Linked DNA regions of Mus musculus: regions 1, 2 and 4 are each linked to region 3. The links are chromatin loops, found by intact Hi-C in ENCODE. Cell type or tissue: left cerebral cortex. All regions are shown on one strand. Region 1 holds the start of Stx6 (syntaxin 6). Region 2 overlaps Gm41980 (a long non-coding RNA gene). Region 3 holds the start of Ier5 (immediate early response 5). Region 4 overlaps Xpr1 (xenotropic and polytropic retrovirus receptor 1).

Region 1 (8,000 bases), 59 kb before region 3:
TCTTCCTCCTCCTCCTCCTCTTCCTCTTCCTCTTGTTTGAGGTAGGATCTCAAGTAGCTCAGGCTAACCTCAAATTCATTATGAGGCTAGCTAGCTTCTGAACATCTGTTCATTCTGCCGCTGACTCCCAGGTGCTGGTATTACAAATGTACCCTATCACCCCAGATTCTGAATATATCTTTTGGATTGTAAGTTTAATGAATTCTAAATATAGGACAATATATTCAAAGTTTTAACATCCAAATTGAAATGAGATAGAAGTTTAAAATAACAAATTTTGAAAACTTTATACAAATAATGTTTAATTGCATGTTGAAGCCAAGTGCATGCCTATAATGTCAACACTCAGGAGGCTGAGGAATGAATACCAAGTTTAAGGCTACCCTGCACTACACTGCATATACCAAGCCAGCAAGTTCTACACAACAAGACCCTAGCTCAAAAACAAAACAGACAAACAGCAAAACCCACAGCAGTAATAATATTTTCAAATCTACTAACAGATGTTAAATTATTTTTACTTCTTTTTTAATGTAAGTAGTAGAAAATGTAAAATGATGCATGCTCATAATTCTAGCAATCAAAGGGCAGAGGCACGCTCAGAAGATCAAGGCTGGATTGGAATACAAGAGACTTGGCCACCAAAAAAACAAAAAAGTAAGAACAAAAAGAGAAGAAAGTGGAATTTGCTTTATATTTCTGCTCAACAGAAATTGGTTGGTTGGTTCAGTTTTTTGTTTGTTTGGTTTTTTGGTTTTGGTTTTTGCATGTTTGGTTAGTTTGTTTGTTTTGAGACAGTTTCTCCATGTAGTTCTGGCTGTCCTGGAGCATTTTGTAGACCAGGCTGGCTTCAAATTCAAGAGATCTGCCTACCTCTGCCTCTGGAGTGATGGGATTAAAGACCTGTGTCACCACCTCCCGCTTCCACTGAGTAGTTTTAAGCAAACACATCAAAAGACAGAAGAGCCGGGCAGTGGTGGTGCACACCTTTAATCCCAGCACTCAGGAGGCAGAGGCAGGCGGATTTCTGAGTTCGAGGACAGCCTGGTCTACAGAGTGAGTTCCAGGACAGCCAGGGCTACACAGAGAAACCCTGTCTCGAAAAACAAAAACAAACCAAAAAAAAAAAAAAAAAAAAGATAGAAGAAATAAAATGGAAGCAGGAAGCATGTCTCTTTTCTAAATCCCTAGACAGGAGAAAGAGGTCTAAGTTGTCTGAATTCTGCTACCTTCAAAACATCCCTGTTCCAATAGCTTTTCCCACCATAACAATTCCTAAGGCACTGCCTTTTCTCTGAACACCTGAGATGCTCATCATCTCTAGGAAACACTGCTACACTTACCGATCACCTGTCATGTCTACTTAATTCTGATGTGATTTATTCCGCTGATTACTCTAGAAGCACCTTGTTTCAGAGTCATATTTGAGGCATCTTTACTTTTTCTACCCTGTGATGCATTTTCAATAATCTTGTTTTTGAAACTTTGGAGAGAGAGAGAGAGAGAGAGAGAGAGAGAGAGAGAGAGTGTGTGTGTGTGTGTGTGTGTGTGTGTGTGTGTGTGTGTGTATGTGTGTGTGTGTGTAAATTCCTGCAGGTGGGTTCTGGGGATCAAATTCAGGTCATCAGGCTTGGCTGCATGAGCCCTTATCTACCAAGATATCTCAGTGGCCCTCAATCCTGTTAATAAAATGATGTTCATGGATATGCTATCACACATCCTGAGACACTGATGTGGCTGGCTTGTCTTTTCTCCTGCAACAAGTGACCGAGGACAGTGTCCTAATAGAGTAGTAATACCTAGTCAGCAAGTAAAGTAAGTGCTAGTAGACTTGCAGGGGTAAATACCAATATGGCTGAGCAATAAAGAACTTTCCATGTTTCCCTCAAAGGCGAACAGAGAAATCCGCTGGTTACCTCTGCTATCTACTCACTGCCAGAGATAACCTTTGCAACCTGAATGTCAAAAACTTCAGTTCTGGGGCTGGTGAGATGGCTCAGCAGACAAAGGTGCCTGCGGCCAAGCCTGAGACTTGAGTTAGATCCCTGAGACCCACGCAGTGAAAGAGGAGAAGTTCCTGCAAGTTGTCCTCTGATTTCCACATGCATGCCACAACATTCACTTACCACTCCACAAAATAAGACAAAAACCCAAGAAAACCCTTCCATTCAAGGGAAAAGTATACAACTCTAACTCTAAATTTAAAAACAAAACCAACTAAAATCTTAATCAATTCCATAATATAGAACACAATTTCCAGGTAGGCAGATTTTACTGTTAAATATATACCTTCCTATTCCCCGACTAAATTAAAGCAAGGCAAAAGAAAAACCCTTTTAAGGAAACGTAGAGACAATCTTAGCCAAGCTGGCCTTTAATCCCAGCACTCAGGAAGCAGAGGCAGGCAGATCTCAGTGAGTTCAAGGGAGTTACACAGAGAAACTCTGTCTCAAAAAGCCAAAAAAAAAAAAAAAAGCAGTCATAATATATTTGATTGTGCATTGACTGTACACACCAAGGATAGTAAAGTATCTCATTTTAAGTTTCCCAGGACTCTTAAATACAAAAACAAACACCCACACAACTGGTCAGCTTTTACCACTATACAAGTAAGATGCAAGTAGCAACTAGTTAAAAGCAAAGAACACTTTGCAGTCAGTAGAACTTACTCTGTCTTAACTTCGCAGTTCTCAGATTTTTGACATTTCTCTGACATTCAAAGCATAAAACTGACACATTATTAGAAATAAGTTGCGACATCATAATTGCGCTTTCTTGCTTTTGTGTAATGGCTACAAAGTTGATACAACAAAGTGCAATTGATGTTTTCATCTCCCAACAGATAAACAAAGATGGAGTCAGGACAGTTCTGTCGCAAAACGAGGGCAGTAGGCTTCTAAAAAGGCAGAACGTGAAGTGAGGGAAACCTGTCAAACACCCAGGATGAAACCAAGGAGTTCAATAGAAACACTCATTTCCTTCGACACGGTGGGAAAACCCCGGTGGCTCACAAGAAACCCTCGGAAAGTTTGGTTTGGCTGATTGCATATTGTTTTCCTTCCAACATCAGCACCCGGCCTGGAGGACTTTTCCTCCCCCGGGAAAGCGCGCGTCCTCCCGCACCGGCTCCCGCACCCGCTGGACACTACCGGGCAAGCCGCGGGGTGGCCGTCCCGAGCTAGCTCCACGACTCCACAATGGAGCTCGCCCCCGCGCACGCCCACTCCAAGAGGGCCATTTCCCTTTTCCTGCCCAGATGCTGTCGGCCGGCTCCGGCGCGTCGCTCCCCACCTGCGGCGCGCGACCCCGAGGAAGTGGCGGTGCGGGCCGATAGTGGGACCCCAGGGGCCCGGCCCCAAACGACGCGCGGTGTCCGAGCACAGAGGCTGTGTCGCCCTGCCTCGATTTCCCTCCCCTCTCTCTGAGGCGGGAGTCCTCGGCCCACACTCACCCCTTCACTACAAAGAAGGGGTCCTCCATGGACATGGCGCCCGGCCCGGCAGCCCGAGCCCTCCCTGAGGTCTACCGTGGCCAGCGCCTCGGCCGGGGCGACCCGGAGCAGCAGTGCGCGCAGACCCGGGTGCCCGTCGGCCGTCGGTCCAGCAGTCGGTCAGCGCCGCGGGTCGAATCCCACTCCAAGCCGGCCCCCACGGCAGCCTCCTCCCCCGGCACCTCCGGCGTCTGGCCCCGCCCCCAGAACCTTCGCCACTACCAATCATGGACGCGTACCGCAGCCTCACTTCCGCACTCAGGCTCACGTGACCCAGATCGCCCAGGCCCTGCGCCGGAGAGGGGCGGAGCCTAGCTTGCGTCACTAGGCCCGAGAGGCGGGGCTCTGGATAGTGGGGGCGGTCTTCTGCTGCCTGGAGAAGGCAATGAGGATTTTAAGAAAGCTGTTGCTGTGTCTGATTTGCATAGACCTTTTACCTTTTCTCTACTTTTAATACTTGCTTTTAACTCCCTGTGATTTACATGCCCATCTAATCATCGTCTTGCACTAAAGGATTCTCAAAAGATCTGATTATGGTAAGGTCTTAGGTCATGCAGTGTGTAAAGGCTGTATAAACATCCTCAATCAATACTCTTTTGGAGGACGATCCTACTGTTTCTAATTTGTTAGAGACTTCATTCTTTCCTGTACAGGGTCACACAACCCCAGACACACAGATCCACAGATCCCGGACATTTGTACTTCATTCTGAAAGCAAAGAAGGAGCCAGACGGGATCACTTCCTTTCAACTACGATTGCAGAACATCCAGAGCATTTTATATGGCACAATTAGACACACTGTGCGTAACTTCTTGGATGAGAACTGTGACCTTTGATTATTGATAATCACTGAGCAGTGACTGAGCATTGGACAGGATTCTAAGTTATCTCACTGTCACATTCCTATTATTTATCATCTTCATTTTATGAATGAGCTTGGACTCCGAGAGGTTACGTGACTTAGCCAAATTCTTTAGTCTCCTTGGAGCTTGCATCAAACAAATTCCCTTTGAACCTGAAGTCCCCCATTCAATTCCTCATCTTTAAGATGTAAGGTGGTGGTGGCACACACCATTAAGACCCGCACTCAAGGGGCAGAGGCAGATGGATCTCTATGAGTCTGAGGCCAGTCTGGTCTAATGAGCTAGTTCTAGGACAGCCAGGATGTGTAGGGGTGGAGTAGGAGGAATGTTATGTGAACTCTGAGGCCCCAATGCCGTCAGGGACCCCTGAAGGAAGCTGTTGTTTAGAGGACAGCAAGAGGACATGATAGAGGAAGGGAGGAGAAGAGAAGTGAGAAGCAAAAGTCAAAGACGCCAGGCTTCTCTGAACTCCTGAAGGAGCGGTGGGTGGCAGGTGTCGGGAAGGGGAGCTGCCGGGAGAGTTGCAGGCTTTGGCTACCTACCTACTGAAATTCAGAGATAAAATGTTCATTGACAATGGCATGTAAGTGGAAGAGCAGATGAGCCTGATCCTTGAAGGTCAAACCTCAGCTCTGCTAGTCCCAGAAGCCGTGTCAAGCCAGGTTCTTAATTGTTGACTGTCCTGTCTCTGGATGGATACCATAGTAACATCTTTCTCCTACAGTGTACAAAGTATTGGCAAAATCCAGCACACCTGAGCTTCTTTACTCTGCTCAGGGCACTAAGGACTCCGAGATGAATACTCTTGTCCCCAAGGAGCTCCCAGGCCTGTGGAGAGGAGTATTCAATTCCAGATAATGAGAGGGCACAGGTAACTGGAGAAATGCACAGCCTAGATAGCAGAGCTGAGATACCAGCGTATTTTGTGGGTGTGTGGGGCTGGGCTGGGAGGCTCCTAAACAGTGGCTAAAGGCAGGAAGGATCAGTGATGTAGACAAGCAGGGCAGCCTCTCAGGCCAGAAAAGAGAGCTGGGGTAGAGGGGTCAGTAGCAGCAGGGAGATACAGCCCAACACTGTGGCTACCAGTCATTCCTTTGGGTGTTACAGACCTCCACTGGTGCATGGCCACAATCTTGCCTATACCACAAATTTTCAGGATAAACTATGGTGAAGTCAAGTTAGCACATTTACTAAGTATATAGAGAGTGAGTTGTATAGGAAAGGGGCAGGCACAACCTCAAGACATGAGTGTGGGCTCTTCCACGGAAAGTCACTTAGATGTCTATGTGAATGATTTTGCAGCTTTTAGAAGTTTGAACTTCTCTACGGATGTAAAGTACAGGGTTTAAAGATTATGCAAAATCTAAATTAAGGTTTAAAAGTTAAGTAGGTGTATGAATTTGTTAGCCTTTTAAAAGGACTTTTTTTGTAGTAAATGAAGTTGTAATGTGCTTTTATGACGTGCATTATTTAGATTAGAGATGAAGGATCTAGAGAGATGGCTCAGTGGTTAAGAGCATTTACTGCTGGTACTAAGAATAGGAGTTCAGATTTCAGTACCTATGTTGGACAGCTCACAACCGCCAGTTAAATCCAGCTCCAAAGAATCTAACTCCCTTTTCTGGCCTTCACTACATTCATGCATGTGTGCGCGCACGCACACACACACACACATCAAATCTTAGATTTAAAGATGAGAGATGCCTGCCAATATGGTAAAAATTCAGGATTACAAACATTCTGGTCCTATGTAAGAATAGTTCACGGAAGTCAGTGAGATGAATTAGTGAGTAAAGGTGTTTACCACCAAGCCTGAAGTCTAAGTTCAATCCCTAGAATCCACACAATGGAAGGGAGAGAACTGATTCCCGCAAAATGTCCTCTGACGACCACATACACATTGTGCTATATGTATGCACAAGTATACACACACACACACGTGTAAAATTTAAATTAACAAGATTAAAATTAATAGACTAGTTCATTTACTGTTTTTCACATCAACCTTGAGATTTTTTTTATCTCTGTAGTCAATTTCTCTTTATCATTTGTATTACAATTCCTTGATTCTGTCAGCAGGAAAGGTAAATTAGAGCCCAGAGCAAGGAGAGTCTTCTTGAATGTTCCATTCACTTTCCTTGTCTCTCAAGCCTGCCTTAGCAGGCTAAGGCTGCAGGTGGGCAAGGCTAGGCGGTTGGGAACGTTGAATACTCTGTGTTCTGTCCTATAAGCCTAGGAACTCAGAGAAATAGCTGGGCCAGACTGAATAAGAATGGCCCAGCTATGATCATATGTTTGAATGCCTGTTCTCCAGTTGATGCAACTCTTTGGGAAGGATTAAGAGGTATAGCCTTGTTGGAGGAGGCATGTGGACTTTAAAGTTTCAAAAGTCCAAGCCATTCCCAATTAATGTGCGCTCTCGCTCTCTCTCTCTCTCTCTCCCGCCCTCCCTTCCCCTCTCCCCTTCATGGTTGTTGTGTCAACATGCAAGTTCTCACTTACTACTCCAGCACCATGTTAAGATGCCTGCTGCTCCCCACCATGATCATGGACTATCCTCTGGAACTGTGGGCCCCAAATTAAAGGCATCCTTTTATAGGTTGCCTTGATCGTGGTGTCTCTTCACAGCAATAGAAAAGCAACTAAGACACAGGCTTTGAGACAGGTGTCGAAGTGGCTAGAAAGTCACAGTGCAGAAGATGGATGAAAAGATAAGAAGCCAGGCTTGTTGTAATGAAGGCATGGAGGGAGGGTGCATTTGATAAAAGCTCTGGAGAACACAGAGGTAGACATTGTTGTTTCCTGATGAGGAGAAGTTGGTAAAAAAAAGAGGAAGAAGAGGGCCAGGGAGAAGTCTTGCAGCATTTGGAGCTGTCAGTGAGTTGGTTGCATCCCAAGGAAGAAATTCCTACTCTTTGGGAAAATGAGGCAGACAATGGAAATAGGGGACAAAAGAGGCTAGTGGGAGAGAGAAGAATATGATCAAAACACATTCTTTGCATATATGAAGATGCCACAATCAAACAAAGTATGCCTAATATATGCTAATAAAAATTGTTATTTTTTTTTTAAAGGAAAGAGACTCCAGAGGTCCAGAGATGACTGATGTAGCGTTTGTATTTCTTAGCTTCTTGTATTTTGGTCTTTCCCACTAGACTGTAAGCTCCCAAGGGTCTGGATACTGTGTAAATGTCATGACCATCTCAAGGGCTGACATGGACCCTCATTTTCCAGCTTAATGGATTTATTAACTGAGTCACAAAGATCTAAGAGCTAGGAACAGAGGATAGAGCACACATGCCTAAGGAAGCCTAATAATTAGGATCTGAAAGAGACAACAGTGGCAATTGTGGCAGATTCAGGGAGCATGTAGGAATGGGGTATCCTTTTCTTTAATATGTCACCTTCCTTCATCCTCTTTCAAACCAGAACTTGGCCCCCACTACCCAAGGAAAGGGAAGTTTTAGCTAAATGTGAGAAACAGAGGAAGTTATTTCTTTGTTTTCTGTGTTTTTGTGCCCCACCCCCACCCCCATTCAGCAGGGCCATGGTCTTAGGTGAGAAACAATAGCTCAGGAACAATGCCCAGTAAATAACCAGTGCCTCCCACACTCCCACTCTTGCTGACCTGCTTGAAAACAACCAA
Region 2 (8,000 bases), 73 kb after region 3:
CTGAGCAGGACTCCCCACACCCTGTGCTAGGGATCTAGGGCTTTTAGGCAGGAGTGGGTGGAGGCTGGCATTGACTGGGAGCACTGGACAGTCTTCTGTAATGGAAGGTGTGAAACCCAGAGGGCTTCCCGGCACTTTAAGCTATATAGCCTTTTCTGGTGGATCGAGACGATCACGTTGTGCTCTGCTCTGCCGTAAAGCAGGGATAGAAATAGGGTAGAAGAGACTTACCTGTGTGCCAGGAGTGTGGCCTCAGGTCTCCTGAAAGCCACTTTCTCAATGGAGTTGGATTCGGCCGCTGTGTGATATCAGCACAGTCTCTGTGAAGGATGGATAATTTCAATTCTCAAAACTGAGATAAGAATCAGCAGGGAGTCTGGCCCCTGGACATGCCTGTGGGGCATTTTTTCCAACGAGTTAATTGAGGTGGGTAGATCCACCCACTGGGTGTCCCATCACCCACTGTGTGTCACATCTGGGGTTGGCCTGGGATCCTGGACTGTATGAGAAGGAGAATCAGCTGTGTACAAATAGTTGTTATTCCCTTGCCATCCTGATTTTAATGTGCCCAGCTGCTTCAAGCTCTAGCTGCCCTCACGTCCCTGCCTTGTCGGACTGCACCTTGAACTGTGAGCTCAAATAAACTCTCCCAAGTTGGTTTTTCCAGGCTGTCTTCTCACTGCCACAGAAAAGAAGGCAAGGCAATGTGGCAGGGGCCTGCAGTGTCAGCCCATGCTGGCCGTTGGGCCAGCTCAACCAAAGACAGGGCTCTCGACCCATGATGGGAGAGCAAGTGTGTTGGAAGCTGCAACTGAGGCTGGTGTCCAGCACAAGTCAGGTTTCTTCCTGCTGTCTCTGCATCCCTGGTAATTGTCATTTACCCCTGGGGTCACAGCTGTCTGCCTACTCCATCACCCAGAGCCTTAGGCACTTGGGTTGCCCAGGAAGCAGGGTTGGCACCTGCTATGTACCTGCACAGTGACAACCAATAAAGTCGCTCTGGGGTTTCTGCTTCTTATTAGGATCCCAGGATGGAATGGAGAGGGAAGAGCAAAGACACAAGGCCGCTTCCCCACACTCTCCAGGAGCTCTGAGGGCTTAGATGTGTGGGTGGCGGTGCTACTGGAGGACGTGAAAAGAAGCACAGGAAGGGACACAGAGGCAACGGTAAGAAATAGGTTGGGGTCACTTCTTAAGTATGAAGCTAATTGCTATAGGGGAGCAAGCTTGTGAGTTCATACCTCCTGAGGGGCAGAAAGCCCAGCTCTGGGGCCACAGCAATTGGGAGAAGGGGTGAGATAAGGCTACAGGAGCCCCGAAGCTTCTGCTGAGGAGGCTGGGCTTTACATAACGAGCCACTGGGAGTCACGAACACAGGAAGATGATTCAGCCAACACATGGCGGCACAGGGAGACAATTCTATCTTCCTGTGGCGAGGGGGCGCAGACTCAGGTGTTAGCATTCATAGCAGCCGGAGCGGAGCAAGCCTCCGTAGCTGGGACACCGAACTGCCTGCCGGGGATCAGGAAGGCCGAGGGGCAAAGGTGGCTTGTGGGGAACTGCAGGAACTCTGGCCGAAACGTGGGGGCATCCAGTAAAGATGCGGCTAGGTGTGGGTGGGCAGGAAGAGTTAGGCGTTAGGGGGCTGAGAAGGAGGGGCAGGAGGGACCAGCCGTGGGGGGAGGGCTTTCTAAGTCCGAGGGAGTAGGGTCTAAGAGCAGGCTTTCTCTAGGTCATTCCCACATGCAGGTGAGCCGGGAAGACCAGCTGCTGGTCTTTCCAGTTGTCAGTGGCAGGGGAAGCCCAAGTTTCCATGCAGGGGGATTGCTGGTTCTGCTGACAGGCACCCCGTGCTTCCTGTTTCCTGATTGTAGAGAGAGCTATGTTTTTCCTCCAGGGAAAGAGGAAGTAGTCCCACAGCTGTCCCAGTAGCGGCTTCTGAGGTTCACCAAGGTATGTCCCTGGTTGTCTATTGGGCCTTTGAGTCCCTGTCCAAGATCCCAAGCCCATTGGGCAGTGAAAAAGGTTTTCTTTGTCTTACCAACTTCTAGGCCAGTATTTCCCAACTGTGATTAAAAGGAGCACCACCTAGGGAGTTATAAATAACCCTCGTGCCCAGGCAACAACCAAGACCAATTGAACAGAGTCTGAGGGGGAGAGCGTATTTGAAAGCACCCTGGAAGATTGCAGGGTACAGCCAAGCTTGGCAATCTCAAGTCCAAGTCCATGTTCCCGTAAATGGTGCTATTAACAATGGAGCAGGTGTTCCTGATGTCCTGAAAATGTGGCAAGGCCAGTCCAGGCTTCAGGGAAGGGCTTAGCAGGGGGAAAGGTCATTACCGATGTGAACAGCTTCTTAGTTACAAAATTGTCTACTTCCTCCTTGTCAGACAGCTGTGGACACCTGGACTGGACCCTTGTCCCTGTTCTCTAGGGTTGGGACAATTCCACACACACACCTGTTCTTATCTCTAGAACAGATTCAGGCTATGGTTCGAGTGTGTAGCTCGGACTGTTAAGCTAGCATACGGGAAAGCTGAGTGACTTTAGCCACCTACTCCAGATTTTCTCTCCCCAGGTTGGAGGTTGTGTTCAGGGTACCAGCACGGTCTGGTTCTAATGAGGGCTTGCTCATTTCCTGGCTTGCAGACAGCAGCTTTCTGCTCGTATCTTCAAAAGACAGAGGAAACTCTGGTTTCTCTTCGGAAGGTTAATCCTTCCAGACTCCAGTCTCCTCATGACCTCACTTAGAGTTAATAATCTTCCAAAGGGGTCCATGGAATCAGGGAGAGAGTACGGATGTCTTTCCTCTATACTTGTAGTGTGTGTGTGTGTGTGTGTGTGTGTGTGTGTGTGTGTGTGTGTGTGTGTGTGTGTGTGTACACGAGTCTCATTGGCCGCACAGGCTACCTGAGAGGGAGGAAGTGGGAGGAGTGGGTGGCTGCTCTTCTTGGCTGATCTCTGGAGACCTGCCTGCAGGTCTTGCAGTTGTGCACGCCCACCACACTGCCTGTCACCTCAGATGGATGATCAAGTCATACAGATGCATCCTCAGTACTTCTGGCTCCGCCTCCGTGGGCGGCGCCTCCCTGGCTTAGCAAGTCTGTGCTTTGATATTGAACTGCTTTTCTTTGCTCTGGGTGATTTCTTCATCACTGCCACTCATTAGTGTTCTTTGTTCCCCACAATTCGCTGGGGTTTACATAATGCTACTCGATTTATGTATTTTAATGCACACATTCTCATTTCGTTTCATTCAGGGAACAGGAACGAGGGTCCAGTCCAGGTGCCCACAGCTGTCTGGCAGGGAGGAAATACACAGAAGCAGTTCACACTTGTAATGACCTTTCCTTTGTACTTTTCCTTTTAAATAACTTTTTGTTTTATTTAGGCTGTGCACGGTTTCATAACTTACATCTTTTTAAAAAATCAATAATTATTAGCTATTCCTTTATATCTCTAAGGATCCTGAATATTTTTTCTTTTTTTAAAAAAGACTTATTTATTTTATGTATGTGAGTATACTATTGCTGTTTTCAGACACACCAGAAGAGGGCATCAGATCTCATTACAAATGGTTGTAAGCTGCCATGTGGTTGCTGAGAATTGAACTGAGGACCTCTGGAAGTCAGTCAGTGCTCTTAATCGCTGACCCATGTCTCCAGCCCTATATTTTTTTCATAACATCTATCACTACTTGGCATATTATCCTTCCCACAGTGTGTGTGTGTGTGTATGTGTAAATGTATGCGCCAGTGTGTATGCATGTGTATGTGTGTGTTTGTGAATGTGTATATGTGTGTGAGTGTGTATATGTGTGTGCATAAGTATGTGTATGTGTGAGAGTGTGTATAGTGTGTATGTGTGTATGTATTTGTGGGTAGAACAGATGATGTCACGTGTCTTGCTACATGGCTTTCTACCTTCTTTTGAGACAGGCTCTTTCACTGAACCTAGAGCTCACTGATTCAGCTGGGACAACTAGCAGTGAGCTTTAGGGCGCTGCCTCTCTCCTCCCGAGCCCAGCGCTGAGATTAGACCCCTAAGGCCGTGCCCATCGTTTTTTTAGGTGAGTGGTGGAGATCCAAACCCAGATGCCCTGCTTGCAAGGCAGACTTCCTAACTGGACTCAGTTCCTAACAAGTACTCATTTAGACTTTACTAACGGAACCATCTCAGCTTTGGATTCTAAACTTTAAACTTTTTCGATTTTATCTATTGCTGCTAAGTGTTTGGAGGGGCCTTTGGATCATCAACTTACAGTAAATACTACGGTGCCTGGAAGTCCTGTAATTAGAACTCATTTAGAAGACCATCAAACCTATTATAACAGGGCCTTAGGGGTTTGCTCTTGAAACTGCAGAATACTGATGTCTGTCACTGTTAAAGTTCACCTTGTTCCTCCTCCTCAGTCTAGGAGGGGGCGGGGGTGGAGGTGGGGAGGAAACAGAGGCCAAGGGATTTGCTTCAGGCCCTGCATCTTGTTAGTAGCAGAGCCAGGACGGCAAACCTGATTCCACAGCCTGGGGCTTTGTACTTTTGCTTTTGAACATCCACTTTCTTTCACAGCATGACCTGCCTCTGAGCCTCACAGTTTACAGGCCAGCTCTGGCTGCACTCTGTCCCCGTGGTCTTTCTCTCCCCAGGCATATGGCACATAAGTGGGAAAGGAAAAGATTGGACTTTAATAATTAGATGGTGACAGCTCAGGAGAATCTCTGCATGGGACCAGAGGCCCACAATGGATGAAAACACATTTTATATACGCCACTGCCCTCTAGTGGCCACAATGAATGTCAAGTCTACCAGATGAACAGTGAAGGCAAACATTCAGGCATAGTCTGAACTCTTAGCCCCGCATGGAAACATACACTGGGCCCCATTTAGTTGGTATTCAAGTGCCAAATGAATAACATATAAGCTTATAGAACCCAAATCTATTCTCTGATGCTGATCATCTGAGGAGCACTGCCAAGAGAAATGTAACAGCCACTTAGTAACAAGATTCTCAAACCACATAAACTAGTTACTGTTAGTGCTGTATTCTACTTGACACAAGTTGCCCAAAAAATTATTATTTCAACATTAATCAATAGCTAATATGAAAAAGAAACATATATCTTCTTCTGGTACTGTTTTCTTTCTTTCTTTCTTTCTTTCTTTCTTTCTTTCTTTCTTTCTTCTTCTTCTTCTTCTCCTTCTCCTTCTCCTTCTCCTTCTCCTTCTCCTTCTCCTTCTCCTTCTCCTTCTCCTTCTCCTTCTCCTTCTCCTTCTCCTTCTCCTTCTCCTTCTCCTTCTCCTTCTCCTTCTCCTTCTCCTTCTCCTTCTCCTTCTCCTTCTCCTTCTCCTTCTCCTTCTCCTTCTCCTTCCTCTTCTTCTTCCTCCTCCTCCCACCTCCTCCCTCCCTCCTCCTCCTCCTCTTCATTTTGATATTTTCCAAGACAAGGTTTCTCTTTATAACAGTCCTGGCTGTCCTGAAACTTGCTTTGTAGACCAAGCTGACCTCAGACTCACAGATTATCTATCTGTCCTACCTCTGTCTCTAACCCTAACTCTGCTGGGATTAAAGGCGTGAACCACTATACCCCACTATACCTGGCTTTTTTTTTTGAGATGGGTTTTGTGTGTCCTGGGTCATGTAGCCAAGACTGACCTTAAACTACTGATCTCCTGCCTTTAATTCCTAGTTGCTTGCCTTACAGATGTGTACCACATGCCTGATTTATGGTGCTGGAATTGAATCCAGGGTTTTGTGTTTTCTAGACAAGCATTCTAACAACTGAGTTATAGCCCAGCCCTGGTCCTGAAGTTCTTACCTCTAGCATTGTAAATTCAACATCTCTGTCTCTGTTGGCCTGGCCACACTATGTGTGCCCACTGGCTGAGTGGGTCTTGTGGCTGTTGCACTGGGCAGTGAAGGTGAAGGGCAGCATTTACAAAGTTGGTTCTTGTGATTGCACTGGTAAATGTAGGTCCATGAGGGACAGTTCCACCAGTCTGCAGCAAGATAAGAGAAATAGAAAGAACACTCTTTACGTGTAAATTCAGCATAAGATTAGTGGCTGTCCTTTTGAGGGACCAATGTGATGGCTCTCTGGACATAGTTGCTGTCACTGTTTCTGTTCTTCTCTGAGAGGACGGTCCCAGCAGATGGTAGTTTATTATTGAGTAGCACAGATGTGATCCCCTTCAGGGTTCCCCCTCACCCCCTCCACCTTTGATATCCACCGACTCCTGGGGACTACTGTGCTAAGTGGTTTTTTCTTCCTGCTTAGACAATTGATGCTCACAACTGGGACAGATGCCTGCGTGATGGTTCCTGAGCTGTTCTCTGCATGTCACCTGTATGCCCTCTCTGCTTTACAAAAACAGTGCAAGGAAGTGATTGTGAGCAAGGAGGGGTGACCTTCAATTTGCTCTAAAAACAACCCCAAGGACTAAGCCATTTGCAAAATCCAGTTTGTAGCAATAAAAACAAATGACCACTTGACTGAGCATCTAGATGGTGCTGCTCCTGACTTTAGAGGGTGGTTTCACTATAACATGATTTCTTCCAAGTTCAGAGCAATAGAAGCCACTGCTAAGGGGCAAAGCCTTTAATAACTCCAGCCTCTCTAACAGCCCTGTGTTGGGCTAAGATGTGCAGGGAGAGGAGTCTCCCCTTTGTAGTAATCCTTGTAAGGAACTTGGGCTTGCAGTGGTCTGAATTTCAGTCTGATTTTAGTGTTCTCTTATCTTTAATTAGTATCTCTTTTGTGTCATCTGTTTGCTTTGTGTGTCCCAGCAGGTCACAGTCCTACCATAGGTTCTTAGGCTTGAAATTTCAAAGTCTTAGAACGTGACTTGTGGCCACTCCGTTTATGAATATGGACTTTCAGCTCCGTGGTCTGTAGTCACGAGGGTTCTAATTAGAATTGCATTTTGTTTTTCAAATTCTATGTGACATCTATGCTTGAGTCATAACATGGAAAAGATGTTAGTAGTAGATGGAAATTGTGTAAATCAAATCATTTTTGACTTGTCTCAGATGCCACAGCTTTTGTAGATCGATTGATCCTCCCCGTTTTAAAAATTCAAGCGTTTGATAAGCTGTCTCGCCTGAGGATGAGGTGCCTACATATTAAACATAAGATGCAGCTCCCCTTCCGGATTTAAGCAGCATCTCCACAATTATCCGCTTCGGAAGCAATTACACTAAGTATTAATAAAGGGGCTCCAGCCACAGAACAGCGCCCAAGGGAGGCTCTGACTGGAGTCAGGGCTAATGGCCCGGCAGTTGTTTTAATGGATTTCCAATGAAGTGTGAAGATGACAGACCAACAAGGCCTGAGACTCTATGACAGAGCACAGTTAGCACGGCCGTGGGTACCCCAGCCTCATTTCTGTTTGCATTTCTTTAGTCTTGGTGAACTGATTGCATGAGTATTTACTGATTAATGTATATTTAACAGAACTCATAAAATGTTTGTTGATTCAAGTATCCATAGGAGTCTGACAAAATCAGTCGAGGTGGGGTTAGCATGGTTTCCTATAGTGACAACATTAAGGAAGATGAGGAGCCTGAGTCCAGGGGCTCTAATGGCATAATTTCTGCTCTATACTACTGCAATCCCAGCTCTCTGGCCCTCAGGTCCCAGTCTTCTACACCCTAACCAGTGAAGAACAGAGCTCTGGATAGTTAGCCCTATAGCCTTGTCCTCTGCTGGGATCATGTCTTTTGTGGCTCTGATTGGAACAGCATGCTGGAGAGGAATGTCTAGGAGGAGGTCTCTTCAAATGACAAGCTGTTTCTACCTGTGTATGGTAAAGTAACACAAGAATTCCAATGGCCCCTTCTATGATTCCACAGGGTGTGGCCAGAGTCAAAGGGAAGACAACGGGAGAGGCCTAGAGGATGTTCCGGATGCCGACAGCTGGTACCTGCTGAGGTTCTTGAAGTCATGATTTCTGTTTCTTCCTTGATCAGTTCTAAAGATTCTTCTGCATCATGGGTATTTCAT
Region 3 (8,000 bases):
AAGCGATGAGGGCAGCATGAAGGGTATGCAGTATACAGTGGTTGATGGTGGGATTACTCCACTCAGATAGGTCAGAAAGCCTTCTCAGGCACCACCAGCAACCTGTGCACATGGGCAGCACCCCAGATCAGCACTTCAGTGCTGGAATTGTTTTTGTCTCTTACATTTGTGTGTGTGTGTGTGTGTGTGTGTGTACACGTGTAAGTGTGCATGTACCTGTGCATGCTCCTATGGAGACCAAAGTAAATTGTGCTCCACTTAATTGATTTCTTTTTCTTTCCTTTAGTAATTTCATACATTAATATAGCGTATTTAGATCACATGTAGCCCCTATGACCCCTTTCAACTCTTCCTTCTACATCTTTCTCCTAGCTTTATCATTTATCCTCCTCCTCTTCTTCAATCCACTGAGTTCAGTTCGTGCTGCCCACATTGCACAGGTGTAGGGTCAGCCACTGGAGCATGAGCAACCTACTGTGGGACAGAGTAAAGACCCTTCCTCCTTGAACAGCCTTCACTTGCCAAACGTTCCTCAGCTCAGCGTGGGGCTCATGAGCTTCTCCCCTCTTCAGGCTGGAGCTCTGCTTTCTTTTCTGAGATGGGGTTTCTCACTGAGCTGGAAGCTTGCCTTTGGCTAGACGGCTAGCCAGTGGAGCCTCTGGAAGGCAACTGTCTCTGCTTCTCAGCACCACCAGGCTTGGCTTTATGTGTAGGTCCTGGGCATCCAAACTCTGACCCTCCCGCCTATGCAACAAACACTTCACTCACTGAGACATCTCCATAGCCCTGTCCCTTCTATCTCTTCTATCTATCTATCTATCTATCTATCTATCTATCTATCTATCTATCTATCTATCTATCTATCTATCTGTCTGTCTGTCTGTCTGTCTGTCTGTCTGTCTGTCTGTCTGTCTGTCTGTCTGTCTGTCTATCTATCTATCTATCTATCTGTCTATCTTTTTCACTCTTTCTAGTTCCATCTAGCTCAGGTCTTCTCAGGAATTCTTTGCCTAAGGATACACAGACGCTTTACAGTTGAATGATCACCTGTGTACCGATTGTTCTGGAATCCATCCTGAGGTTCCCTTATTACTGGAAAATCTTTAGTAAGTCCCCGTGGCCCCATCTCCTCACTGAAGCATCCATGCTTCGCTATCATCACCTTGGAAACCTGGCAAATGAGATGCTCTCTGTTCTCCACCCTACCGCCAGCCCACCCCCACCCCTGCTTTGGTGCTTAAGAGTTTGTTATACCTTAGGGCTTTCGGCAACTCTTCAAATCCACTTTCCTTATTCAAACTTTCATCAATGCTACCTAAAGAGTCTCCAGACCCTTCTGTTACTCCAAATTCAAATGTAAGGTAGTAGGTTCAAATAACTAATGTGTACTGATAGTGTACGTGTGCTCACTGCTGTGCTAAGAGTGTTAAGTGTGCAATAAGCATCCTTTTCTCACAGTGCTCTAAGAGGTAGGCACTACTATTATCTCTGTAATCAAATGAAAAAAAAAAAGACGGAATGACAGAGAGGCAAAACACTTTTCCAAAGTGCTCTTCAGCAAGGAAGAAGTGGAGCTGGGACTCCCACTCCAGTAGCCTGTGCTTGCAAACATCTGTTTACAGTGACTTAAAAGTTCTCACACTTTTCCCAGTGGAAGTCTGGTAAGGCCTGAGGCCTTGGCCCTTCCAAGATGCTTCGGAGCCTTATTAGGACTATCTGAAAACCCTACCATTTCCAGGTTTATCAGAAAATTTGGGTAGGAATAGAACTGATGTTCTTTGTTTTTGTTTTAATAAAATCAGAATGCTCAGTGGGAATAGTGATGCACAACTTTAGTCCCAGCACTGGGGAGGCAGCGGCAGGCAGATCTCTGAGTTCAAGTCTAGCTTGGTCTACAGAGCTAGTTCCAGAACAGGACTACAGGACAGAACGAAAAAAACCCTCTCTATAAATAAATAAATAAATAAATAAATAAATAAATAAATAAATAAGCAGGCAAGTAAGTAAATAAATAAATATTTTAAAAAGAAGCGCTGATGAAACAAACAAAGCTTTGAAAGGACCAGGTCCTGAACCTGCCCATGGCTATCAGACAGCTCACTGACTCCACCCCAGACGGATCGTCAGTTGGCCTGTAAATTTAAGCGAGCTGTGTTAGACAGGAACATGGGATATGTCTGTACACTCGTTCAAGTGCTACTTACTACGCGGCATCGATAAATCTGTCTGTGAGATGCAGCATTACCTGATACACTCTCACTTGTAATGCACTGGGCCCCATCAGAGCCTCACTGGTCTGCTCTTCTTAGGAAACCTGAAGATGAAGTAGGGACAACTCTGTTGCTTTAAGGGTGAGTGGTCAGGATCTAGATGTGGTCTTGGATTTCAATACCCAATAAATATTTGTCAAAAAATAAAATAAAATAAAAAAGATTTTCCAAGAGAGAAAACGGAGAAGAACCTCATGCTATTACTGAACATATGTTGCTGTTGCTACATGTTATAATTATTTTCTCTCCTTCTCTATGTGGGCTGAGAATTCCTAGAAGGGAGGGACTCTGGGCTTCAGTTGTAGCAGTAATAGTGGCCAAAGTTAGCATCCCCCAAACCATCAGATCTGAAGGCATCCTGGTTGTGAACTGGCTCTTAATCAAGCCTACCTCTCACTAGTATTTCTTCCATGTAAATGGCCAAACCTATTGTAGGGTCAGGCAAACCTTTCACATAGACACCGTGTAAGCTGTGGTTAACTTTATTATTTAGATTGACTCTGAGAGTTGCCATTTATCTTCTGTGTAATAAAGAAGGTGTATCTGTGATTTCTTCATTTTATATTTGAAACTTCAGGGCCATAAGGCAATTTACAGAGCCATCAGGCACCAGTACAATCTTGTCATGGTCCTTCTGACAGGGATTTGCAAGACTCAGTGGATGGGACTACATTGACTGACCAGAAAAATTTTAGGAACCCTCCCCCCATACTTGACAAAAAACAATTTACATAATCAACATGGGAAACCAGAACTTATTTGTATTTTTAGAACTTACTAGATTTCCCCCAAAATAGATCAGTTACTTATTGTGTGTGTGTGTGGGGGGGGGGTATTAAACAAACAGACAAACAAAGAAAACCATTGTGGAGAAATAGGTAACATCTTCCATTTAAAATATGTGATAACTGAGAATCTGGGGAACGAAATGAAAGATGCCAGCTTTAGGTGAGAACAAACAACGTTGTACCTGAATTCTGTTCCTTCATAAGGCAGAAGCTTGGGTATTTCTAGAACGTTCCCTTTTGTTTGTAGTTAAATGCTGAGTATAACGCTAATGGGAAAGGGGCTAACTCCAACATAATATCTCAAATATATCGTGCTAGTTGTCATATATTGTCATCGCTTCCATTTCTGCCAAGAATGACCAGAAATTACAGCTGAAACAGCTATGAGCAGCTGGAAATTGTGTATGAAAGGAACTGAATTTTATTGTGCAGTAGATTCCAGCACACTAAACGAATGAAAGTTCCAGTCAGTGTGCTAAGGTACATCACAAAGCGGAATCCCTTACTACATACAGTTCTGTGGGCCTCGTTCTCCTCTATCAACGCCTCTGAACACAAATCCCACCGCACATGATCAATGGGCTGCCTGCAATCTCCCCCTTTAAGAGCTTGCTCCGCGGGACTAACGTTTGAACAGGCCCTGGGGCCCCTCCTCTGCCTCTGATTGGTCGGGGGCGGAGCACGAGGCACATCTGCCCGCCCAGAACGGTTAGCGGCGCTTTGTGATTGGCGTTCGAGGAGCATATATAAGGTGCAGTGTGGCCCCGCAGCGCTCAGTTTAGAGTCCGGCTCAGAACGGTTCTGTTGTCTGAAGGGAAGCGGCGGAGGGGGACTACGCGTCACCAGGTCTTTTCTCCACCGAGCTTTCAGACGCCGAGGGTACAACCACAGAGGAAGACCTGATCCCGCCTACAGCTCCTCTCGCAGCTTCAGAAGGCAAGCAGGCGTTCACCCTATCGTCTGGAAGCGAAGGCAGGATGGAGTTCAAGCTGGAGGCTCACCGCATCGTCAGCATCTCCCTGGGCAAGATCTACAACTCGCGGGTCCAGCGCGGCGGCATCAAGCTGCACAAGAACCTCTTGGTGTCGTTGGTGCTGCGCAGCGCCCGCCAAGTCTACCTGAGTGACCCCTGCCCTGGCCTCTACCTGGCTGGCCCTGCGGGGACCCCGGCGGTGCCGCCGCCTCAGCAGCCTGGAGAGCCTGTAGCCGGGCCACCCTCCGGCTGGGGAGAGCCGCCCCCGCCGGTCGCCCGTGCCGCCTGGCCGGAGCCCGAGCCTCAGCCGCAGCCTCAGCCTCAGCGTCCCTCCGTGTGCCACACGCCCGGAGCGGGAAGCTCAGAACCGGTGGCCGCGGTGGCCGGATCGGGGGAAGCTCTCCGGGGCGGAGAGGAGGACTCGGCGGCAGCTGCTTGGGGCCGCGTGGAGCGTCCGCGCGCGGCGTCTTCAGGAGGTGGCTCGGACGCGTGCCCCGAGGGGCCCCGGGCAGTGCGCCGCCCGTGCGGCTGTCCCCCGGCCGTGGAGGAGCGGTCCTCCGAGGACGGGTCCCCCGCGCCACCCGCCCCGTGTCCCAGGAAGCGTGGCGCAGCGGGAGTGGGTGGCGGCCGCGCGAGCTGCTCGGCACCCGGCTCTACCCCTCTCAAGAAGCCGCGCCGGAACTCGGAGGAGCAGCCAGTCACCGGCGAGGACGACACCGACGAGGAGATGGAGACCGGGAACGTGGCAAACCTCATCAGCATCTTCGGGTCTAGCTTCTCGGGACTCCTACGGAAAAGCCCCGCAGGCGGCCGAGAGGAAGAGGAGGCGGAGGAGGGCGGCCCGGAAGCCGCCGAGCCGGGGCAGATCTGCTGCGACAAGCCGGTGCTGAGAGACATGAGCCCCTGGAGCACAGCCATCGTGGCCTTCTGAGCCCCCGGGACCCGAGTGGCTGGAGCTTGAGCAGCGGGAGTCCCCGAAGTGCGGCCGGGGCCTCTCCCGGCCGCGAGGACGAGCCGAGACCGTAGGCGCTGGGCGCGTAGGGGAGACTGGTTGCTGCCGGGCAGCACATCGCCCCAGAAGGGGCAGCCCGGCTGGGCCGTGGCTCTCGAGTCTCATCCTGAGACCTAGAGTTGGAGGCTTATTGGAAGAGGACGATCGATCGTTAACTTTTGTATCTGTGTGTGTCCGTGTGTAAGTTTGTCTTGTGTTGAGACTGTTCTGTGATTCTGGAATGCACCACCCCTTCCCCGGGGCTTGAGACTTTGGGGGTGCAGACAGGGACTTTCCTCTGCCAGCAGCACAGAAAAGGAAGCTGCAGAAAGGCTCGAGGAAGGGGAGTTCCCCGTTCGATCTTGGGGGAGAGAGGGACTTTACACACACCTCTCTCTCATGAAAGCTACGACCGCACCGGGGCGCGGAGTGGCGTTTTCTCACAGGATTTCCTCAGACTAGAGGGAGTTCGTCTGGAGTAGAGACTTGTATTATTTTTCTCCCTCCCCATCCTTTCTCTGGCACAGAAGAAGCGCTTCTACCCTGTGATTACTCTGGGAAAGCAGAACATTAAGGGACCTTCAATTCCCCACAGGGGAAAAAAAGCTTGCTGAACTTCACAGAAGAGTTCAAGCTTGGAAATACGGAGTTTATAGAGAAAAGATATATTTTTTAAAAGCTCTAGCTCAGAACTTACTACACAGTGCTTTTAAAAAGTGTTTAATGAAACAAAGTTTACAGACGAGCTCTAAGTGGAAGGACCTTATGGCTTTGTAGATAAGGTGACTCCAGTCTTTGTTGTATAAAGGTTGGGGGAGCTGATAAGGTTTTTGTACAGTATTTTCTCCTTCTCTGTATTGATTTTTGTATAAAAATGTAACTTTACGTGTCTAACACGTATTAAATATTTTGAAGCAACTCCACTGCCTGTTTGTATGTATGTAATCACTTGTCTGGGTTTCCAACAAGGTGGCGGGGAGGGGCAACCAGGCTGGGAAATGGAAGGTGTGGTTCTTAATATCAGCCATTCACAGGCGAGGGACAGTGTTGGCTGACTTGAATAAGTAGCAAGAAAGACACGTTTAAGGGTTTGGTTTTGGTTTTTTGTTTTCACGAACATCCCCATCCATGGATACTGGTATCAATGACTGTCAGTTTGAGACTTGCCACTACAATTTTCTCTTCAGTCATGACAGACCAGTTTGGTTTTCTATAGTTTGATCTGATGGGAATCTCTAATATTAAATAATATTAAAAGCCAAATTTTGCAGCCTTTCCAATATCAAATATTTCCACCAAAACTTTGTTTCCAAAATAGGTCTGGTAATGTATAGATGGTAGATCAATTTTTAGATTTGAATTGGGGTGGGTGGGGGTTAGATAGCAGCTTCAGAGGTCTTACTAGGACCAAACATGAAGAAACCGATGAAACCGACTTGTCTAAATGTTTAGATCCATCACTGTGGCCCAATATATGTCAAGGTTGACATTTGACTTTAGTTGTAGAAAGTAAAAAGCTCTGAAAGTGAAATTATGTGTATCAAACCAGAGAAGGAAGGAGACCGAGGGAGGTTGGCTAAATTTAATTCTCATGTAGCAGAACTTCCTGATTTGCTCTTGTCACCTACATGATGACATAAGTGGTTTTGGTCATGCTAAACAGATGACAGCCAAGGCAATTTAAAGAGACCGTTTTGTCTAAGGCAAAATGTTCAGTACTTAAGAGGTACTCTCTTAGGAGCAAACCAATTAGACACTTAAGTTTTAAATATAATTGCTAGTACTTGAAAAGATGCCACCAGTTTCTAAGAAGAATGCTTAAGAAACAGAAATGAGGAAAGAGGGAAAGGGCTATATAGCCTTTAGACAAAAGGAGCATATGAAATATGCTCTTTGGCCATAGCTTAAGCTCTAATTATATGAACTATATTAGTTGACTAGGCCATTGCTTTGCTCTTTCTGTAAGATATGGCTGGTTTTTTAAGCAAGGGAGCTGTTACTTTTCTACTCCATCACCATAATCATGTACATAATACATAGAATAATAATACATAGAATAAAACATGCTTTAATCAGATTGTTACTCAATTGTCTTGTTTTCTTTCAGAAATTAGCTACTTAAGCTCTATTATAACTACTAAAGATCCATTAAGTGGATCTTAAACTGAAGGTGTCCAGGGCCTTCATTCTGAAACCATTTCCTGTTAGTTACTAGAACACAGTTATGCTTGAAGACCTGTCTCGGTGTGCTTTATATTTGAAGGGGGTCACATTTGGTGTGAAGAGAGCTGTATGTTTGTTTTAGATGTGACTAAGGCCCCTCTGCATCCTCAGTTGCCTGCCAAAAGGAACCATGGGACCATGTGTCTGCTTAATTTCGAGAAGTAAATTGGAAAAAGGTTTTACTTCTTTGTGTAGCATGGACTGAATGTTACAATAGCATGAGCTCTGAAGCCAGATTTGCCTGCATTTTCCTGCCTTAGTCCTGACTCTTTGCTCTGAGGACTTCATGTTGCTTCAACTCTGCTTCTTCGTTGTTGTGGTTGTTTTCAAGTGTAAAATTAGGATAGCTGTACTTACCTCATCGAGTTGTGAAAATTACTGAGTTAATGGTCTTAGAAAGTACTTCCTAAGGGCAGCAAGGTACCGCCTGCAGGTAGTCCCCAGCATTCCGGAAGGTGAAGCAGGAGGTTCCCCAGTTTGAAGCCAAACCTGCCTACATACAGACCTTTTCTCAGGCCCCAAACAAGTACCTCAACTGTTATTGTTGCTATAGAAGTGAGGTGTGTGTGTGTAAATCAGATGCTGTGGCAAAAAGAATTGTGTGCATTTGTAGGGAAGAAGAAGGAGGTTTCTATTTTTAAACAATCCTGTCAGCAAATATGAGTTTTTAAGTCTCTGTTTCTCTGGACACACTTGCAGGCATGAAGCTCTGCTCTACCAGTAGAGTTGGTCGCCGTGTCTATCTCACACCAACC
Region 4 (8,000 bases), 180 kb before region 3:
CTTCCTCCCAAGTGCTGGAATTACAGGTATATGCCAACCATGCTTGGCAGTTCTGTAATCTATAGAGAAACACAAAGGATAGCAAGACTGTCCTGAAAAGTACATAGTTTAGAGTAATGTTCTGAGCTGCAGACTGGTCTTATAGAAAGAACAAGGCAGTGCACCATGTCCATAGAGGTTAGACAAGCAGTGCACTGGAATAGGATGGGGCATCCAGAGACAGAAGAAGCTGCATAACAGTGAAGAGAGAACATTAAACATGAGGCAGCTGACTATCTGTATGGAAGAAAAAGATCCTGACTCCTACCACATCTGGTATACAGACTCAGTTACAGGTAGATCACAGAACTACAAATACACCCTCTAGAAGTTGGTAGAGAGCCCTAGAGGTAGCATGCAGTGTAGTAATGTATTTTCATGTTTTAGGATGAAACTATGTGTTTTTATATATTAATCAAGCTATATACTACATGCAATCTTTAAGGTGTATGTGATATACTTCTTTTTAATTGCATATTTATAACTATCTTATGCATATGTGTGTGGATGCATGTGTATCATCATGCCCATGTAGAAGTCAGAGGACAGCTTGTGGAAATTGGTTCTCTCCTTCATGTGAGTCCCAGTGACTACACTCAGATCCTCCCACTCGGGAGCACACACCTGCGGAGCCATCTCACTGACCTATATTTAAGTTTTTACGTAGCCTGAGAGAAATACGTATCGGTTGGACTGACAGGTAACTCCTCAACAGTAACTGTGAGGCTAACAAAATCATTCGAGTTATGTTGTGGGTGTGCTGGGGAAAGCGAAGGCCTCTCTCTCATGAAGCCTTCACCATGAAACTGGCGTGCACAAATGCGAGCATCTAAGGATAGTTTTAGAGAGGTGTCTAGTATTCCCATGTTTCAGGACAAACATGGCCTGAAAATGAGATAGGATTGGAAGCAAAGCTAACCTTAAACACAGAAGAGGACTCTGGAAAGTGTGTGCTCATTTGTTGATGTCATTCGTTTTTCTAGACTGTCTAACAGGTCTCCCGTCTTCATTTCCCCAAGTATGTAGGTCTAATAACCAAATCCACTCTGCACCCTTAGCTGTCTCTGCTCTCACTTCTCCCCATTCTTCCTCTCAACTCACGTCTGTGTTCCTAGCCCTGAAAGTGGTTCATGTGTCTATGTGTGTGCATGTGTGAGTGAGTGGAGATCAGAGTAGAAGCCTCAGTACTTAGTTCTCTCCTGCTACCTTCTGGGATCTAGGACCAACCTTGGCTTGTTTCCGTCTACTCAGCACCTCTACCTGCTGAGCCATCTCGCCAACTGTCAAACTAACCCATTCTTTAAATTATCTATAATAGAATTACAGACCAAATACTCTGTGGTACAGGTATAGCTCTGTCACTGCTCTTCACTCTTCACCGCCAGGGTGAAATTCCAGTGTTATCCAATTTCCCGGTAACACAGAAGCATAGGCAGAGAAACTTATCCGTCATCTTTATAGCTAATAAGTGGTGGCGCCATTATGTGAATCTAGTCAGTCTTCTGGAGCTGAAGCCCCTGGATTATGCTGTTCTGGTAACGCTTGCCTTTGGTTCTCTGTGTTTATCTTTTATCTCTCAGCAAAGCACTGGCTTCACTCAGCTTCTCAGAACCATGTTCTCTGTTCTCTCCAGCTTCTCAACTCTGTTACTGATTCTCCTTCCTCTTCCTGTCTGCATGTGTTGGGATGTTGCTCGGCACTCTCGTCTCTTTTAATCATATTCCTAAAGCCCTAACTCTGCCTTGATCTCCAGCGCACTGTGCCCTCTGCCTGCTGAGCCCTCCACAGGGCTATCTAGTGAGTAGGTAGCTGTAGCCTGACAGGACGGATCTGCTTCTTTGGTCCTTGTAATGATGTCACCTTCACTCAGACCACTTGACAGGTTCTGTCAGCTTCATCTTCCTGTGGATCTCTAGTCTCAGCTTCAGGTCACCATCGCTTTCCTGGACTCCTGCTCTACCAAGTTTTCTAACCGGCCTCCCTCTAGGCTTTTTTCCCTGTTCCAGTTGCTTTTCCACGGTAGAGTAATCCATGTAGAACAAATCTTGTTGGTCTCAGACGCTCAGTGTGAGCTGTGGGCTCTTTCTGGTGGTTTATGGGGCCCTGTGTGTATGGCCGGACCTCCTCTCCCTCTCCATCTTACTTCTGCTGTTTTAACCGTGGCTTCCATTCCAGTGCACCAACAGTGTTTTCTTGGTCAGCCTTTTTCCTCCTCGTCCCCCCTACCTAAGACATGTATCTCTAGGAGTCTCCTGTGACTTGCCTCCAGTATCACTCACACTTTTGTTGGATGCTGCCTGTCAAAATCAGTTTCCCTAAGCATTCTTAAGACGGGGACTCTGGGTTGCTTTTCTTTGCGTTCGGTCTGCGGGGCACCTAACAGCTGATTATTTACTTACTTCCCCACTGCCGGGATAGAGGCTGAGACCCACCTGCGTCATTCAGTGCCACTTCCTCATTTTTAATAAGCACTCAACAAATTAATAAACTTACTGGATAAAGAAAAATTATATTCCAAAATCAACTCTTGTTTCCTCCCCCACCTCCCAGTCCTCACACCATCTTTCTCTTTCATTTTATTTATTGTGCGGATGTGCATCAGGGAGCAAAGTCAACTGTCATTCCTCAGATACCTTCCTCCTCTATTTGAGACAGCCTCTCATTGGCCTGGAACTTCACCGGGTAGACTGGGCTAGCTCTAGGGACCTGCATGTCTGTTCCCATCTTGCCACTGTTGGGATCACAAAGTGCCCACTGTGCCTGGCTTCTTACATGTGGTATCTAGACTCAGGTCCTCACACTTATTAGGCAGATGCTTTCCTGACTGAACTATCATGGCTCTAGCTGTCTCTTTGATTTTAATAGTCTTGCCTATAATTGTTTTGTTTTGTTTTCTCCTTAGTGAGCAGGAACTTGAGCCTCCTGGAGGTTTACCAGTAGTAATATATTCAGATCTTAACATGAATGTCTTTACCCCATTTTGTTTAGGCGATTTGTGTGGAACTTCTTCCGTCTGGAGAACGAGCATCTAAATAACTGTGGTGAATTCCGAGCCGTGCGGGACATCTCTGTGGCCCCCCTCAACGCGGATGACCAGACACTACTTGAGCAGATGATGGACCAGGAGGATGGGGTTCGAAACCGCCAGAAGAACCGGTCGTGGAAGTACAATCAGAGCATATCCCTGCGTAGGCCCCGCCTGGCTTCCCAGTACGTAGAGTAGAGCACTCCTGTGTGGCTAGCAGCGGGTAACATTAGCTAAAAAGCTACTAGACTGGACCAGGTGAAGTTGCTGGCATTCAGCCATGCTTCCTCTTCAGACAGTAGTAACAAACCAACCCATGAGGTCAGACTTGTAGTATATCTTCAGGAGCACATGAGACACGCCAGGGTGTCTATCACCTACTGAGTAGGGATGTAAAGGACCACAGGAAAAGTGTGCTGGGAAATGACTTACCTGATTCTTGAGCATGACATGTGTGTGCAGATAACCTTCGAGTTCGTTTAGAAATCCTATCATTTGTGTAACCTTGTCTTTAATTCCTGTTAGCACTCTTCTGTACACTGGGATGTGTATAGTTCAAAGAGAGATTAAGAAGAATCAATTTGCTGGGCAGTGGAGGCACACGCCTTTAATCCCAGCTCTTGGAAGGCAAAGGCAGACAGATTTCTGAGTTCAAGGCCAGAGTTCAATCTGGTCTACAGAGTGAGTCCAGGACAGCCAGGACTACACAGAGAAACCCTGTCTCAAAAAATCAAAAAAAAAAAATTTTAAAGAATCAATTCATTATTTGTGAAATTTACCCAGCATCATCACAGAAAGACTTGAGCAAGCTGAAGCTACCTTATGAAGTCCATAACTAGGATTCTTACCTGCCACTGACTTTGTGTCCCAAAGCTAACAGTAAACATAAAGCATATGGTGACTGCACTCGGTGTTGAGAGAATAGAGAGAGAGACAGCAGAGTAGGTTACGATGAAAAACGTAAGTTGGACATTTTTCTGAAGGTAAGGGAGTGCTTGGACAAGGTAAAGACTGTGCCTGTGGAAATGGAGAGTAGGAAGGAAACACATGTGCTCAGACAGTAGTGAGAAAATGTAATTGGATGGGCTCATCTGAACTGACCCACACCTGTAAGCCCAGCATTTTGACAGTGGAAGCAGGAGGATCATAGCTACACAGCAAGCCCAGGCCAGCCTGGTTTACACTAGATCCTATCTCAAAAACAAACAAATAGCCAAAGACTAAAAACTGCAGGCTTCATCTTGTAGGGAAAGAAAAAGAACAAAACAAAACATGTTCTTCCAAAGAGGAGTGACAGGAAAGGAGACTGTGTCACTGCACAGTGCAGTAGGAAAGGGAAATCGGGACAGTAAAGGCCTGGATCGGGTTGTAAAGTCGGGTACAGGAGCATAGAGGAGATGAGCAGAAGGGGCTACAGTCCGGTGAGTACAGAAGCCCAGGCCTACCAAAGCTTTAGCTAGAGAGTGGGAATTTTCTGGAAAGAAAGTAGAGAAGGAAAAAGCAGAAAAGAGGAGAGTGAGTCTTAGGGCAGAGGAAAGTAGCAGAAGTCACAGTGGGAAATGAGCGGGAAGAGCACTGACTCAGCTGCACTCTGTCCAGGGAGGCACGGCAACCTGGGGTGCAGGAGCGCTGTGGGTAAGAGGGTGCTGAGGAGGTGGCTAGCCTCAAGGCCTGGAGAAAAGGCTGACAGACCAGAGCTCCTCACCGTGAAGGTCTCATAGCTACCAGCAGAGGGCAGTCTAAACATGGTTTCTGATCAAGAGGGAGGCTCTTGGTGCTAGTCTGTTCATTTCAGGGGTTTACAGGGAAACGCTGGGAAACTAGATGGCAGCCAGAGGAAGGCAGTTAGAAGAACAGGCTTAAGGTACAAAGAGTGCAGGGAATCTAAGGTGAGACCTGAGTCTCAGCTCTGACGTCATAGATTCATACAGCCTTAGCACAGCCTTAGCCTCCTGAATGTCAGCCTCCCCATCTGTCAAGTGGGAGTAACAGATCTCCTGTCAGAAACACTGCCTTCACTGTTGAGGCTAACGAGTGTCGGGTTACCCAGTCCCATTTTTATTCGGTACAAGAATCTCTGCACAGCCTCCTAAATCAGCAGCGCTAACAGTTTGACCGAGGCTCCTGGCTATCACTGTACCAGTGCTCAAACTCAGATCCTTGTTTCCGGGTACTGCTCCGTCTTTAATTCAGCCTACTGCTGTTCCTACCTCTCCACTTGCAGTACATAGCTCCTGGGTAGTGTGCGTGCTTGCTAGTGGGAAGAGTGGACCCAGCAGCACTGCATGGGACTGATCATACATGTTCATTTCCTCTGATCACGCTAGATCCAAGGCTCGCGACACTAAGGTATTGATAGAAGACACAGATGACGAAGCTAACACTTGAATTCGCTGAAGTCTAGAGTAACATCCTTGGTTTTCTACTCTACAATCCTTTCCTCGACCAACGCAACCTCCAGCACCTTTTTCCAGCTGAGAACAGGAGAAAACAGAACACGTTCCCGGGCTCTTCAGATCGGGTCCTATGGACTCCGAGCAAGCTCACTGTGTTTCTTTTCTTTTCTTCTGGTTTAATCTTCATTTTCTATTTTTAAAACAAATACTTCATTTTGCCAATCAGAAGATGTTTTAAGGAACAAACACCTACTATCTTACGGATTGTTTACAATCACAAGGATACAGAAGCCCATCAGGATGAAGAGAAGCTTTGGAAGGAACGTCTGATGCACAGCCCAGAGAGCTCAGCTTCGCCGGCCGGTTTTGACTGTCTGAAACCGGACACCGGTTTTTAAATTTTCTGTCAGTTTCTATGGAGAGTTTTTCCCTTCCTTCATAGCCAGTGCAGAGACACTGGCAGCACTTGCAGGGAAAGTGCAGCTTGGAGCAGCACCTCCTCCACAAAGCTACTTTTAATTCGATGTGACTTTTCTCATCTGGGGAGGGCTTCGGGTGGGTGGGGAATATGCTGTATTCGTTACATACAGTTTCTCATTATTTATGAAACTTAACCATAAATGAATGCTACTCCTGTGAAGGGAGGCAGGAGGAACTAAGGCTCACTGGCACTGCGGAGGGTCAACCCCACACACCTCTTTCAGGAAACAACTAGTTGATTTTTTTCCCCTCATTTGTTTTAACTTTAAACCAAAGTTTTATTGCTAAATTTTAAGTTGCTGCTCTAGAGTCCCAAGCATCACTGTCATGACCAGGCAGGCATCCCCCTTGCATCCCAGTGGTGGAAATCCAGAGAAAAGGCTCTGACTGTTGTTTCTCTAGGAACAGGTGCAGGATACAGTCACCCAAATACCAGTCACAAAAATGACGGTTTGCCACGTGCTTCTGCATGTAGAATTGTAATCTTTACCAGTGGAAAGACAGGCCTGTTTCAGGCCCCTCACACTTTATTAGACATTTCCCCTTCTGGTCTCACCTTCTTCAGCCAGAATTTGATCAAATTAAAAGTCTTTTGTGGGGACTGTATTTCTGAGCATCTAGAACAAATCCTTTATATTCATCGACACAAAAGATCTTGGTGGCTATTTTTAAACCCAGCTGTATTAAAAGGTGATGTTGAATTTTACGACACCCCTACCATGGCCTGCTTTTAAATTCGGGGCTTCTAAACCTGGTTGTACTTTTTAAATTATATTTCTTAGAAAATTCAGGATATAAATACCTACTTTATTCTCTATCTCACCCCCTTTCTTCATAAATTCTCTAGAGAAGCCTAAAAACATACAGCGCTTGACTGTCTTGAAAATGGTTGGTTTCATATCTGGTACTCATCAGCTTGTCACTGGGAATCTAGATCGTTGGTAGTAGTGACTGCCCAGCATTCTTGAGACCCTTGATTTTCTCTCCAGCATGGGTCAGGGTAGAGAAACAGCCATTATTCAGTAAAATTAATATAAATACCAGGAAAAGGTAAATAAATGGCCCCACCCTTCAGATCTAGATAAAAGTCCCACGTAGGAGGGCCATGAACGTGTGCCCTTGTCAGATGAACTTTAGACTAAGAAACCGGTGACTAGGGAAACAGCAGTAACACTTACATTGTTTTAAAACTTGGCTACTGCCCCTTAGCTCGTGCTTGTCATTAGCTCCTCCTGCATATCAAACCCTTACTCACTAAAGTTACAGCACTGCTAAAATCCTACTGATTAACTCACCAGCTTCCGTTTACAAAGTTTCTTCCATTTTTATTCTGACAAAGTTCCATTTTTTTCCTCCTTTCTCGATTGAGATTTTTAACAACACCTTGCCCCCATCCCCCACCCCAAAAAAGCTCACTCAATGTTGTAGGTTCTGTTGCTTTTTGTGTTTTGCCAAGCATGTCCCTTGCCCCAAAACTAAAGAGCAAATGTTTATTTAAAGTAAAAACAAAACTATAAATAAATTGTATACTTTATAATAATCAGTGGTAACAATTTAGAGACCCTGGCAGATTAAAGGTTGCATTATTTTTATTTAGATTTTTTTCCCTTACTATTTTGTACTTTAAAGCTGGGGATAGATTTCACTGGTTTCTGAGGTAACAGCAGTAACGATTAGGAATATATAGAAAAGTTCAGTGACCAGTCATTTCTTGTACAAATAAAATCAGTGGTACTGTGTATCCAGAGCCCTGTGAATTGTCAGCTTCTTTCTCTGGTAGTGAGCTGAGTGGCGGCACACACTCCTCACAGTTGACTCCTGATGTTCCAGCTCTCTGATGTCTTTATGTCAGGTAACACAGAGCCAGTTTGGTCTTTCTCCCCCTGCCAGGATCCCAGGCCCTAATCAGTATTATTTCTTTCATAAACAGTAAGTGATGGAGTATATTCCTTTTCTGATATCTGTCCTGTTGACCACTCAGACGTAAGTTTACAAGCTGTGCGGCTTACATGGCAGACGCTCCAACGTGTATTCAGATGCTCTGGCTGCATCCCTTCCCA

The links. Hi-C counts contacts between places; a loop is a spot of excess contacts. Peaks named below come from ENCODE experiments on the same cell type or tissue, not always from the same donor. Only the 100,000 strongest peaks of a DNase experiment are listed, where the experiment ranks them.
Region 1: it touches region 3 in a loop (2.3-fold over the local background); 16 of 42 quality-filtered maps call a loop at or near these places.
Region 2: a loop joins it to region 3, with 3.0 times the contacts of the local background. A loop is called at or near these places in 3 of 42 quality-filtered maps.
Region 4: it touches region 3 in a loop (6-fold over the local background); 2 of 42 quality-filtered maps call a loop at or near these places.

Annotation. Positions count from the first base shown.
Region 1 is chr1:155,154,379-155,162,378 of GRCm38, reverse strand. Stx6 (syntaxin 6) reads right to left here and starts at 3,676. Exons shown (of 8, transcript NM_021433.3): 1 at 3,452-3,676. The coding sequence starts at 3,486. In left cerebral cortex, no CTCF peak of the experiment used is centred here; DNase peaks (open chromatin) are centred at 3,186 and 3,755; H3K4me3 peaks cover 1,679 bases; H3K27ac peaks cover 1,132 bases.
Region 2 is chr1:155,022,771-155,030,770 of GRCm38, reverse strand. It overlaps Gm41980 (a long non-coding RNA gene), which reads left to right. Exons shown (of 6, transcript XR_001779499.2): 3 at 1,023-1,167; 4 at 1,898-1,953; 5 at 3,939-4,069; 6 at 7,850-8,000. Among named protein-coding and RNA genes, the nearest start is that of Gm41977, 5.6 kb to the right of the region's middle. In left cerebral cortex, CTCF peaks have their summits at 1,440, 3,508 (motif pointing right) and 4,791 (motif pointing left); DNase peaks (open chromatin) are centred at 2,595, 3,043, 4,020, 4,774 and 4 more places; H3K27ac peaks cover 4,247 bases.
Region 3 is chr1:155,095,466-155,103,465 of GRCm38, reverse strand. Ier5 (immediate early response 5) reads left to right here and starts at 3,830. Exons shown (of 1, transcript NM_010500.2): 1 at 3,830-7,099. The coding sequence starts at 4,036. The coding sequence ends at 4,962. In left cerebral cortex, a CTCF peak has its summit at 3,896; DNase peaks (open chromatin) are centred at 4,709, 5,322, 6,030, 6,656 and 1 more place; H3K4me3 peaks cover 3,932 bases; H3K27ac peaks cover 3,362 bases.
Region 4 is chr1:155,278,462-155,286,461 of GRCm38, reverse strand. It overlaps Xpr1 (xenotropic and polytropic retrovirus receptor 1), which reads left to right. Exons shown (of 15, transcript NM_011273.2): 14 at 3,028-3,249; 15 at 5,392-8,000. The coding sequence ends at 5,452. Among named protein-coding and RNA genes, the nearest start is that of BC034090, 38 kb to the right of the region's middle. In left cerebral cortex, a CTCF peak has its summit at 4,782 (motif pointing right); DNase peaks (open chromatin) are centred at 4,905, 5,518, 5,914 and 6,279; H3K27ac peaks cover 2,987 bases.